2 separate regions of the Homo sapiens genome follow, and region 2 is linked to region 1. Evidence: chromatin loops called from intact Hi-C (ENCODE). Cell type or tissue: PC-3. All regions are shown on one strand. Links, peaks and the distances in the headings refer to the core of each region. The heading gives the core; the rest is flanking DNA.

Evidence for each region. Hi-C counts contacts between places; a loop is a spot of excess contacts. Peaks named below come from ENCODE experiments on the same cell type or tissue, not always from the same donor. Only the 100,000 strongest peaks of a DNase experiment are listed, where the experiment ranks them.
Region 2: it touches region 1 in a loop (4-fold over the local background); 11 of 110 quality-filtered maps call a loop at or near these places.

What each region holds. Positions count from the first base shown.
Region 1 is chr12:123,040,695-123,046,058 of GRCh38, reverse strand. The region is part of intron 2 of PITPNM2 (phosphatidylinositol transfer protein membrane associated 2); the gene reads left to right. Among named protein-coding and RNA genes, the nearest start is that of MIR4304, 33 kb to the right of the region's middle. RefSeq lists an enhancer at 1,930-2,509. In PC-3, for the core only: a CTCF peak has its summit at 2,440 (motif pointing left); a DNase peak (open chromatin) is centred at 2,368; H3K27ac peaks cover 437 bases.
Region 2 is chr12:123,092,839-123,098,202 of GRCh38, reverse strand. All of the region lies in intron 2 of PITPNM2 (phosphatidylinositol transfer protein membrane associated 2), which reads left to right. Among named protein-coding and RNA genes, the nearest start is that of PITPNM2-AS1, 14 kb to the right of the region's middle. RefSeq lists enhancers at 930-1,895, 2,528-3,091, 3,207-3,501, 3,092-3,655, 5,036-5,364. In PC-3, for the core only: no CTCF peak of the experiment used is centred there; a DNase peak (open chromatin) is centred at 3,322; H3K4me3 peaks cover 412 bases; H3K27ac peaks cover 1,280 bases.

The sequences.
Region 1 (5,364 bases), core at 166-5,165:
AGTTGACTGTTGTAATGTGGCAAGTTTGGGAAACCCTGTCTTAGGCGACACAGAGAGCTGTGGGCAATTTCTCTGAGCTAAAGGGCTGTGACACCCTCGCTGGGACACCCAGGGACGGCTGGGTCTGTACCCCACTCAGCCATAGCTATTGCAGAAGGAGTCACGGGGGCTCAGAGTGGTGGGCTGGTGCGCCTTTGGTACCATGAGTAGGGTGGGCTTAAGGAGACAGGACTAGGGACACTGGCTACTGACACTGGCTACTGAGACTCCAGCATGGCGTTTGTGCCTCTCTGGACTTGAGGTTAGCCCCACAGCGCTCCTTGCAGGCTGCACAATACCAGCTGTTGTTTTGGAGCAACAAAAATTCATAATTTGCAGCTGATAACTAACAGGCACCCGAGTAAGTTGGCTGACAGCCTCAGTGCTGGAATCTTGCACATGGTGGGCTCCAAGTGGAAGTTTATTGGGAGGTATGTTGGCCAAGTAAAGAGGAGAACCTTGTCCAGGGAAAAACTCAGTCCCAGCGTTGTGCCCACCTGCTCACAAGCCATGGGGAGGCATCTGCAGCCAACATTCAATCCATTTGTGTTAAATGCAGGAATTAAGGAAAGACTGAATTTGATGAGAATTGTCTGCCGACTTAGCCACATGGAGGTCATTTGTGACCTTGACCAATATGGTCTCAGTGGAGTGGGGGTGGTCAAAGTGGGTTGGAAAGAGATCAGGAGGTGAGACAATGGAAACAGCAAGTATAGCTAAGCTTGAGGAGGATTTGCTATAAAGGGGATCAAAGAAGCGGGATGGTGCCAAGGAGGTAGAGTTGAGGGGGGCTGTGGCATGTTGTTTTGTTTTGGTTTTGCAGATATATGGGAGCTATAACTTGCATGTTTGAATGCTGATGGTGAATGAGGAGGTCCATTAGGGAGACAAGAGAGGGGAGCATTTCGGGAGAAGGTCCCTGAATGACAAGAGGGCATGGGCCCCAGTGACAGAGAGTTGGCCTTCAGTAGGAGCAGAGCCGTCCATGCATTGCAACAGCAGCTAGTGGATTGGTGCAATGGGTTGGTCCATTTGATGATGGGAATTTGAGGAAACAAAGAAGACTGGAGCCAGGCATGGTACACATGCCTGTGGTCCCAGCTACTTAAGGAGGCTGAGGCAGGAAGATCGCTTGAGCCCAGGAGTTGGAGGCTGCAGTGAGCTAAGATCACGCCACTGTGTTCTATCTAGCCTGGGTAAAGAGTGAGACTCCATCTCCAAAAAAATTAATGATAAAAAAGTAACGAAGACTCAAGATGGAGAGAAGGTATAAAATCAGGAGTGGGAAATAGTGAAGGAACTGAATCACTGAAGTAGGACTGCAGGAGCTGTGCCCTCCTGGAGTGTCCTGTCAGAGTTTTGAAGGCTGGCCCAGAGGAGTAAGCACTCAGGGGCCTTTGTATTCTCATTATGTATCTACTCTGTCATCACAAGGGCTTATCACCAGTTCAGGAGTAACCCAGGTGAAAATCTCAGCAGTGCCTCTTATCAACTCTGGTGTCTTGGATGGTTCCGGAAAGCTCTGATTTCCCTGGAGAATTGATTGAGCTGAGTTTTGCTTTGGGACAGGGCCTGCAGCACAGCCAGCTCTCTGCCAACAGGCTCTCAGCCTCTAAGCATCTCAGGGGGCCCTCCCTTCTGCATGCCCCAGAAGCTGAGACCTTTCACCCCTAAAGGACTGGCCATTTCTAAGGCCAGTGGCCTCCTGAAAAGCCCTGGCACTTCTTATGTAGGAGGATGGTCTGGGTGCTGCTGCTGAAATGGTGGTGGCCTCAGGGAGGTGACCAGGAGTGAGAAAGGAAGGCCCCTGAGCAAACCCCAGCCTACGATTTTGTAGCCACAGCTTAGACCCTAACTGCTGGGGCCAAGGTCCCCTCTGGGCTTGTTTCTGTTGTCACATCTAAGCCTCCCGTGGCATTTTGTTTAAGGGCCCAGTCTTATTTCAGCCATACTCAGTGTTAAATTAGGGGAGCACCAACCCTGGAGGCCAGTGTGGTGGTGGTAGTAGCTCTGTGACCAGCAGGGTCCCTAGAGGACCAGGGTAGGAGGTGAGTTCCAAATAATTCTCCTTCATGCCATGCTTATCATCTTGGAGGCTCTGAGTTTCAAGCTTATTTCCTCACATGCACATTTGTGCCCGTTTCCACCCAACTGAGGTTGCCATGCTGATAGCCACAGCCAGGGAGGAGGAGTCATAAAAACAGGGCCCCCTTGCCTTGCCGCAGTCCTTGAGCAGGATGCGCCCTCTCGGAGCCTGCTCTGTGGTCTGTACCACTGCTTCCCTGGGTCTGTTGTTTGGGTTGAGGCATTACATAGCGATGCCTCATAACTTAACTCTAACATCCCACTCCTGCTCCTGGAGCTGCAGAGCACTGCAAGCCCCACGGTGCCCCCAGGTGGCCGCTGTGCTGTGGGATCTGGTGACCAACTCCTGCAGTGGCTTGGCAGTTGCCCCAGCTTGGCACTCCAGGTGTACAATGGTGAGATTTATGACTTTCTGTGGGATTTGGGGTAACTGCCGCAGTGCCCAGGGCTTTAAAGCTCTCTGGGACCCCCTCTTCACTGCCCAGGCCAGCGTTAGAGGAAGGAGTCAGGTCCTGCTTAAAGGTGTCAAGGAATCTGTGGGGGGTGGGGGTAGGAGCTGTGTCCTCCTGCTCAAAGTCTCCTTGGTCCTTGCCCTTCCAGCCTGGCCACCCCTGCCTCATGAACCTGAAGCTCTTTCTGTGTCACTTTTCTCCTCTAATGCCTGGGAGTTTGTGGCTGGGTGGAGGGAGAAGCTGGGAGTCAGGGTCCTGGTTCCCAACCCAGCTCTCTGCCTGCTTCCTGAGCCTTAGTCTCCTCATTTGTAAGGGGAGGGTTGGCCTGCAGCAGGGTCCTCTGCTTGTTTCTTAGCCCAGAAATCCTTTCTTCAAAAGAAATCTCTGCTGGAAGCCCAGTGTCTAACACATAAAGGTGGAACTACTCTGGGGCAGGGATTGGACGATTCTGTGGGTCTGTGACCTCTCCTGCTTTCAGCTCCAGGACACAGAGAGGCAGCTGATCAGTGCTAACCTCATAACACACACCTTCAGAGCAGCCACACACTCCTGCAACCCCAGCCCAGGCATAAGGGGATGGTTGCTGGACAAAGAACAGCCCCTTATCCGTCTGTGCTGCCTCCCATTCATCCAGAGCTTTGGGTCCCTGGATACACATAGATGGTTAGGGGAGGCCTGGGGAGCCTTGTCTGGCTGCATCTGGAGAGGAAGTACTTTTACCATTGCCTGCTTCAGCTCCTGATTGGGAACCAGTAGGTTTGGGAAGCAGAGAGCAGAAGGAAGCTCTCTTAGAGCAAGAGGAGAGGGACTCAAGGGAGGCAGAAGGAGGTTATGGATACCCACAGTCCTGAGTCCCAGGCCCCCAGACCTGCCGGTGGCTCCCTCGCTTCCCACTACTGCAAAAACCGGGGCTCCCGCTGGCTTGGCTTGGAGTAGCTTCCAGACTTAGTAACCAGAATGCAGCTGAACTGCGTTGGGATGGATTCCATCCCCCCTTAACTTTGCACAGCCTCACTAAATTCCATCTGTGACGTCAGACCCCTGCTAATCATGGAAAAACAGATTAAGTTCTATAAACACAATTCTCGTGCTTCCCCTCCCAGTCAGGGTGTCTCATGGCCTCCGCTTAAAGGAGCTGTCCACGTCGCCTCGTCCTGGGCCAAACCCCAGTAATCCACTTTAAGTCTTCATCACATGCCTCCAGCCTGGCCACCCCTGCCTCATGAATCTGAAGCTCTTTCTGTGTCACTTTTCTCCTCTACTCCCTGGGAGGTTCAGGAAGATCTTTGGGCTCCAGCCTGGGAGGCCCAGCTGGTGCTCTGTGTCTTGGTGGGAAGCCATGCCCTTGATTCTTTGGGTGACATCCCTCACAGCTCTTCTTGGTCGTCTGCCTGTGCCTGGAACCCTGGTCTGGATGCATCCTGCACCTCGCGCCTTGCCCACGGCTGGTCTCTTGCTCCATGGCCTCCCTGAGTGGCCCCACTCTGACACGGTCTGGCCAGGTGTTTACTCAAAGACATCAGTGAACATGGGGCTGGGGGTTCTTTCTAGGGTCGTGAATGCCAGGGTCTGGAACCTGAAGACTTTTCTAAGGCCAGGGCCCAGGTGCCACATTTGAAGCCCAGGGAAGGGTCCCTGTCATCCCTGGAGCAGAGCCATGTGGGCTGTGCATGTGGGCGACCACCCAGACCCCTTGCCTGGCCTTCCTCCCTGAAGGGCCTCTGGAGACCTGTATGTGTTTTTTTTTCTCTGTCTGTGCCAGGCCCCAAAAGATGCCCTGCAGACAGCAGTAAAACATAATTCTGTCTAACCCGTCACGACTCCGGCAGAGACGAGATGAAATGTGTGTCTGTCTCGCTAGCACCCAGGCAGCCGGACTGGGTGTAATGAAATTGTCTGAGTGAGGAGGGTTCAGCTTCGGGCCAAGGGGGCTCCAGGGAGAGGCAGACACACAAGTCACACTGCTCTGATACGGGAGGGTCTGCCATGCTCCCTGGCCTCAGCTCAACCAGGGAGAAAGTGAGGAGGACCCTATCTCACCCCAGTAGGTCCGTGCCTGGCTGTAAGGCCAACCAGCACCACAGCAGGGCTGCTCCTCCTTCAGGCCTAGGTTTATTGTCTGCACCTGGGGGTAGGCAGCCCTACCAGGAAGCCCACAGGCCCTATATCTCAGGGACCCGCCTTCCAGACCCTGCTAGGGACAGCAGTGCCACCTTGTTGTTCACTCTTGCTAGTTGAACACTGGTTGGAACAGGGCTGAGCACTTCATGTGCATCACCTCATTTAATCTACAGACACCCCAGCTGGGCAGGGGTGGTTCTTACCCCCAGAAGACAAAATGAAAGATCAAAGGATTAAGCAATTTGCCCACTGTCACAGCTAACAGGTGGCAGAAGGTCTAGCTGATTGTTTTATTTTAATCACAACACTACCAGCCCTTCTCTGTCTGTTTACACACACACCACTCAAATGCTACAGCTGCTGCCTTCTGAAACATCAGGTAATAAAGTGCAGGTAAAAGTTGCCCACAAATTCCATCCATCTGATGGAACCCTCTCCAGCATTCAGTCAACGTTTATTCCACACTCTTCATACAAACAGACATGTACAGAGTAGTAATAATCTTTTTTTAAAAAAGTATCATGTTCTACATGAATTTTTAAAGTAAAAATTAAATTTAATCTTTTTTAAAAAAAGTATCATGTTCTACGTGATCTTTTTTTAAAAAAGTATCATGTTCTACATGATCTTTTTTTAAAAAAGTATCGTGTTCTACATGATCTTTTTT
Region 2 (5,364 bases), core at 211-5,210, 52 kb before region 1:
CGCTCATCCCAGAGGACAGAAATGGGAAATGGGCCCATGATTCCGTTGTACAGGTGCAAGAAGCCAGGCAGGAGAGCATCTCCCTGCAACCTGGGTGCTGGGGGTGACCTGCTTTCTGTGAGGCTGTGCTGCTGCCTTTGATTCTTCTCTCTTTCTCTGGACTGTCTGCTCTGATTAGCACACTGACGTCAGGAATCTCTGTCACCTTTGGTCTCCCTGTGGCCTGGCGGCTGTGATGTATCATTTTCGACATGTCCCCTGCATCACTACAGAGGGCCAAGGCCAGCAGAGAAAGGAGGATTATGTTGTTCCCATCTGGCTGCAGCCGCTTTCCGAGCTCTGTCCAGCTGTTCCTCATACCCACTGCCAAGTGGCAGATGTAGGGGCGAGGTCAGCCCAGGAGCTGGGGACCTGCCCGTCATCTTCACGTGAATGTCTTCAAGGCTATTTCTGGCCTTGCCATTATCCCAGCGGCTTTGGGCGATAAATATAGGCACAGATTGAAAAACCCCAGTGGAAGGCAGACAGGCAGGCAAGGAAGGCAGGCAGGCAGGCAAGTGAGGCAGGCTGCACTGGAGAGCGTGCGGACAGGCTGCTTGGCTATAAATAAGTCTGCTGGAACCCCTCCCCATCCATGCCATCACTGCTGAGCATGTGCGTGCCTTAAGAAAGACAATCTCCCTTCCTGACTCCCAGCCACAGCTCACTTGTGCCTGTGGGGTCGAGGGTAGAGGAGCGAGGGAGGGTCTGCCAAGGAGAGGAAAGGAGGTGCTGGCCTCTTGAGGACTGTGCAGAAAAGTGGGCTGCTGAAAGTCTTTCCCCCTTAGCACTTTGCAATCACTAATAAAAGGGAGATGGCAGGCCGGGCGCGGTGGCTCATGCCTGTAATCCCAGCACTTTGGGAGGCCAAGGCAGGTGGATCACCTGAGGTCAGGAGTTCGAGACCAGCCTGGCCAACATGGCAAAACCCCGTCTCTACTAAAAGTACAAAAATTAGCTGGGCGTGGTGGTGGGCGCCTGTAATCCCAGCTACTCAGGAGGCTGAGGCAGGAGAATCACTTGAACCCAGGAGGAAGAGGTTGCAGCAAGCCAAGATCGTGCCACTGCACTCAAACCTGGGCGACAAGAGCGAGACTCCATACCAAAAAAATAAATTAAAAATAAATAAATAAATAAATAATAATAAAAATAAAGAGAGATGGCAGGGTGGCCCCACTCTGGGGAGTCCTGGGGACAGCTGTGTTGCACTAAGCACAGTGGCACCAGTCCAGCATCCTTTAGTTCCTCTAGCTTCCCTGGGCCTCGTTTTTGCTGCAGAGGGGCCGGGGAGACCTGCTGGGCCTGGAGGATTCTATGGCCAGCCTGCCATCCTGCTGGGTGGCTCCTGACTTCCACAAGCCACCTTCCTGTGTCTTTTTTCTGCTTCTGCCCTGCCTGGATCCCTCCTCTTGACAAGAGTACAGCTTTGTCTTCTGGTTCCAGGTCCTCACTGCTCAGCCCAGGCTGGCTGGTGTTGGGACCCTTGTTTAGGCTAGTGGTGCAGGGGGAGGGATTCCAGATGCCCCCGGGCCTGTGGCTGTCTCCTTCCCTGTTCCTCTCTGCTCCTTCCTCACACCTTCCTCCCTCTTTCTTCCTTCTCCATGTCCTTTTGGGTTCTCTCTCATTCCTCGCCCCCCTCCCCATCTTCCCACTGCCTCTTCCTAGCTAGAAGCAGATTCTGGCATTGGGTGAGGAACAGAACGCATGCCCAAGACACACTTTTCATGGAAAAGGATTGAAGTCGGTAAGCTGGCAAGAATCCCAGGAACTCACCGTGAATAAAATATGGTTGCTGTGCAGTCACCAATCATGGGAAGTGGCTTCCCGCGAGCCCATTCCTCTTCTGTGGCCTCATTTAACCAGGGCCAAGAGCTGGGGCATGCAAGCAGGGCATGTGTTAATATTGCGTAAATAAATGGTGCCTGGGTGTGCTTGCTGGCTACAGATGGAGATTGAGCTGCCATCACATGGGAGCGGGGCTAGTCCCTCAAAGGAGGGGTCTGTCCCCCTGTCCCAATTCCCAATGTATTCCTGGTGCTTTAGGGCTTCAGGGGACAAGCCACGGGGCCACTTTGGCTCCCTGAGCAGGCGACATGTGTATGGATCCATCATTCAGCCCTGAGTGTGGGCTCTGAGCTACAGGGCTGCAGAAGTGAATCAATTCCAGCCCCCACTCTCAAGGAGCTCTCAGGCCATCACAGGCATCAGTCATGGGCGGTGATGATCCTTACGATAGTGCCAAGCCTTGTGGAAGTGGGGTTGGGGGGGTCTGCCACTGGGGCGTGGAGCCCATGAAGGGAGCCTCAGGTGCTGACGCTTGGTTTAGATCCTGTGGGGTGCTGAGTTCACACGACACAGGAGGCAGGGTTGCGTGTAAACAAGGGAGAGTCTTCCTGGTAGAGGGAACCGCCTTCACAATGGCCCCGAGGCAGGAGGAGCCCCATGGGCTCCTGTCTGTGAGAGTCTGGCTGGGGCTGAGCTGCAGGGAGGACCAGGTTGGGGGCCTCGTGCCCTAGTTAAGGAGCTTAGATGTCGCCTTGAAACCCAAGGGGAGCGTTGAGGGCCTTTACTCAGAGAAGTGACACACTCCGATGTGTGTATTGGAAGACACTTCGTCTCACTTCATCTGGGTGACAGGTCGGAGGCGGGGGGAGGAGGGGGCAGGCTGGTGGCAACATCACGACATCTTGCTTTGTTGAGTACCTGAAAGATCTTTGCGCTTTAACAGAGCCTGTAAAATCGAGATGTACACATGTGGGTGCACGCCCAAGAAATGATTGTTTCTAAAGATGGCAGCGCAGAGCAATCGTCAGCAGGGGCTGCCAAGCGGGATCTGTGCCCAGCACAGGGCCATCGGTTCTGATTTGCTTAGCTCTCCCTGTCACCACAGGGGCGACTGTCCAGCAAGCTTGGCTACTGCCAAAAGCCAGGGTCTGGAGCAGAGATAACCGACTCCCCAGGGGAGCAGCCCATTCCCCTGGGCCCCCTCACCACGTTCCAAGCCCTGAATCAGCCTGCTGTGCAAGGATGGTGGAGTGGAGAGTCTTGGATCCCCAGCAGCCACCCTAATGTGGACGCACTGCCGTGCTGTGAGCCCCAGTGCCCCGAAAAAGAAGTGACCAAAGAAAAAGTGTTGTATGAGGGAAGGATAAACATGCTTGCTTCAGTGCGCCACGAAGCCCAGAAGTTAATCTGATCATATAAATATTTTCACGTGTCTGTGGTTCTGCGAGGGTGTACTGATAAATAGAGTGAAGAAAGGAGAGGTTGTGTGGCTGCAGTCTTGCCCTGGGGGTAGATGTGATGTTTGTTCCCAACTATGAGTCAGACGTGGGGTCAGAGCCAGGAGGTCGGTCAGTCCAAGGCCTTCGATTCTTAGATGGGAACCTGGCCTTCCCTGCCCTCGGCCCCACCTGGGAGCTGCTTCTAGGAGGTGGAGGGACCCCACCCCACTGCCTGTGCTTGGTTTCGGAGAAGGCTGTCTGGGCCTTTGATGCATCTGTGCAGATGGAGGACGGTAATTTATGGTCCTGTGGGGGAGGAGAAGAGTTTCTCCAATTACCAGCTTCCCAAGTTCCTGGCTTTATGGCCAGAGTTGGAGGCAGCTATTTGGGTAACGTCCCCAGAGGACTAAGTCCGCTTTCCTGGGGCAGAGCAGATGATGGAGACTTCCATGGCATTGTGGGTGAGCCTGATGCGCCGGAGGACAAGCCTGGCAGGAAGCACAGGATCACAGGCCTTGGCTGGGCTCCGCTTCAGCCTGCTGGGTGAAGACATGGGGCCTTTCCGAGGTCAGCCGGAGTCACCTCCCAGGAGCCTGCCTGAGCTCTCTGAGAGCCTTGGACTGGCTTCCTGGTGTTCTGGGATCCCCTGCACCACTTGAGTTCCATTCCTCTGGCTGGCAGACCTGTCACCTTGGTCAGCCCCTTTTAAGTCTACAGCCAGCCCTGTACTGGTGAGGCTCAAATAAGACAAGTATTCCTGAAATGTGTCACCTGGCTCTGTTGGCCAAGCCAGCAGTGCCACAAGAGAAGCAGCTGCCATGGCCCAGTGACACCTGGAGTGTTTGACGATGCTTTGTGTCCATGTGGCCCCTAACCAGGCCTTTCTCACAGCCACATAGCATCCCCAGGCCTGCTGCACTGGGCCAGCCGCAGCCTCCGAGCCCAGCCTGAGGGGCCTCTCACTGGGATCCCCAGCTTTGTCCCTGAGATGAGGGGGCTGATCCTAAGAGTGTGGGTGGGGATGCCTCTGCCCAGGGGGTTCTGGTGGTGTTGGGCTCTGGCCCAGGCCTCCTGGCTCTGTGTCCTTCCATAGACTCCAGGTTCCTCACAGTCATTCACAAACCAACTGAATGTTGGTGTCTTGTGGCTTCTGGTCTCAGGGTTGGAGGTATTAAAGCCATGGAAGAGCAGTCTCTCCTGGGCTGCAACAGCCTGTCTTCTGTGGCCTCTAGCTCCATCCTCAGAGTTTGGGATAGGGGCTGAATCTTTTGCTTGTTCTCCCTCCCAGGGCTGGCCCCCAGAGTCAGTACTTCAGGTTGAGGGGAGTGGGAGGTTGGCTCTGGAGGGGCTGCCGAGTGGCAGGAGGAAGGGGCTCAGGAGCAGGGGGTGGCTCCACTGCAGCGGCCAGACTCTGTTGATTACAGATGATTATTTCAAGGTGTGTGTGTGTGTGCGCGTGTGTGTGTGTGCGTGTGTGTATTTTTAAATAACAGCTCTATTGAGATATAGTTCACATACCATACAATTCACCCATTGAAAGTGTACAATTCAATGGTTTCTAGTATGTTCACAGAGTTGTATAATGAACACCACAGTTAATTTTAGAACATTTTCTTCTATTCTCTTACAATGTGTAAAAATAAATAAAGGTTTTTTTAAAAAAACATTTTCATCACACCAAAAATGAGCTCCTCGATGGATGTTATCCCTCATTTGTCCCCAAACCCCCAGCCCCTGGCAACCACTAATCTACTTTCTATCTCTGGATTTGCCTATCATGGACATTTCTTATGAACGGAGTGACACACCATGTGGCATTTTGTGTCTGGTTTCTTCCACTGAGCATCATGATTTCAAGTTCATGTAGGAGCATGCATCTGAGCTTCATTCCTTCTCATGGTGCAATCATCTTCCACTGTGTGTATAAGACCACATTTTGTCAATCCACACATCCATGGATCACAAGTGCATTTTTAAAGGGTGCTTTTACATCTCAAACACAGTTCTCAGTTGGCGAGGGGGTCAGAGGACAATACAGAAGTGACTGTAAGCGGCATAAACTGTAGCTTCCCAGAGGGGCTCCAGGGGCTCGGGGGAGAGG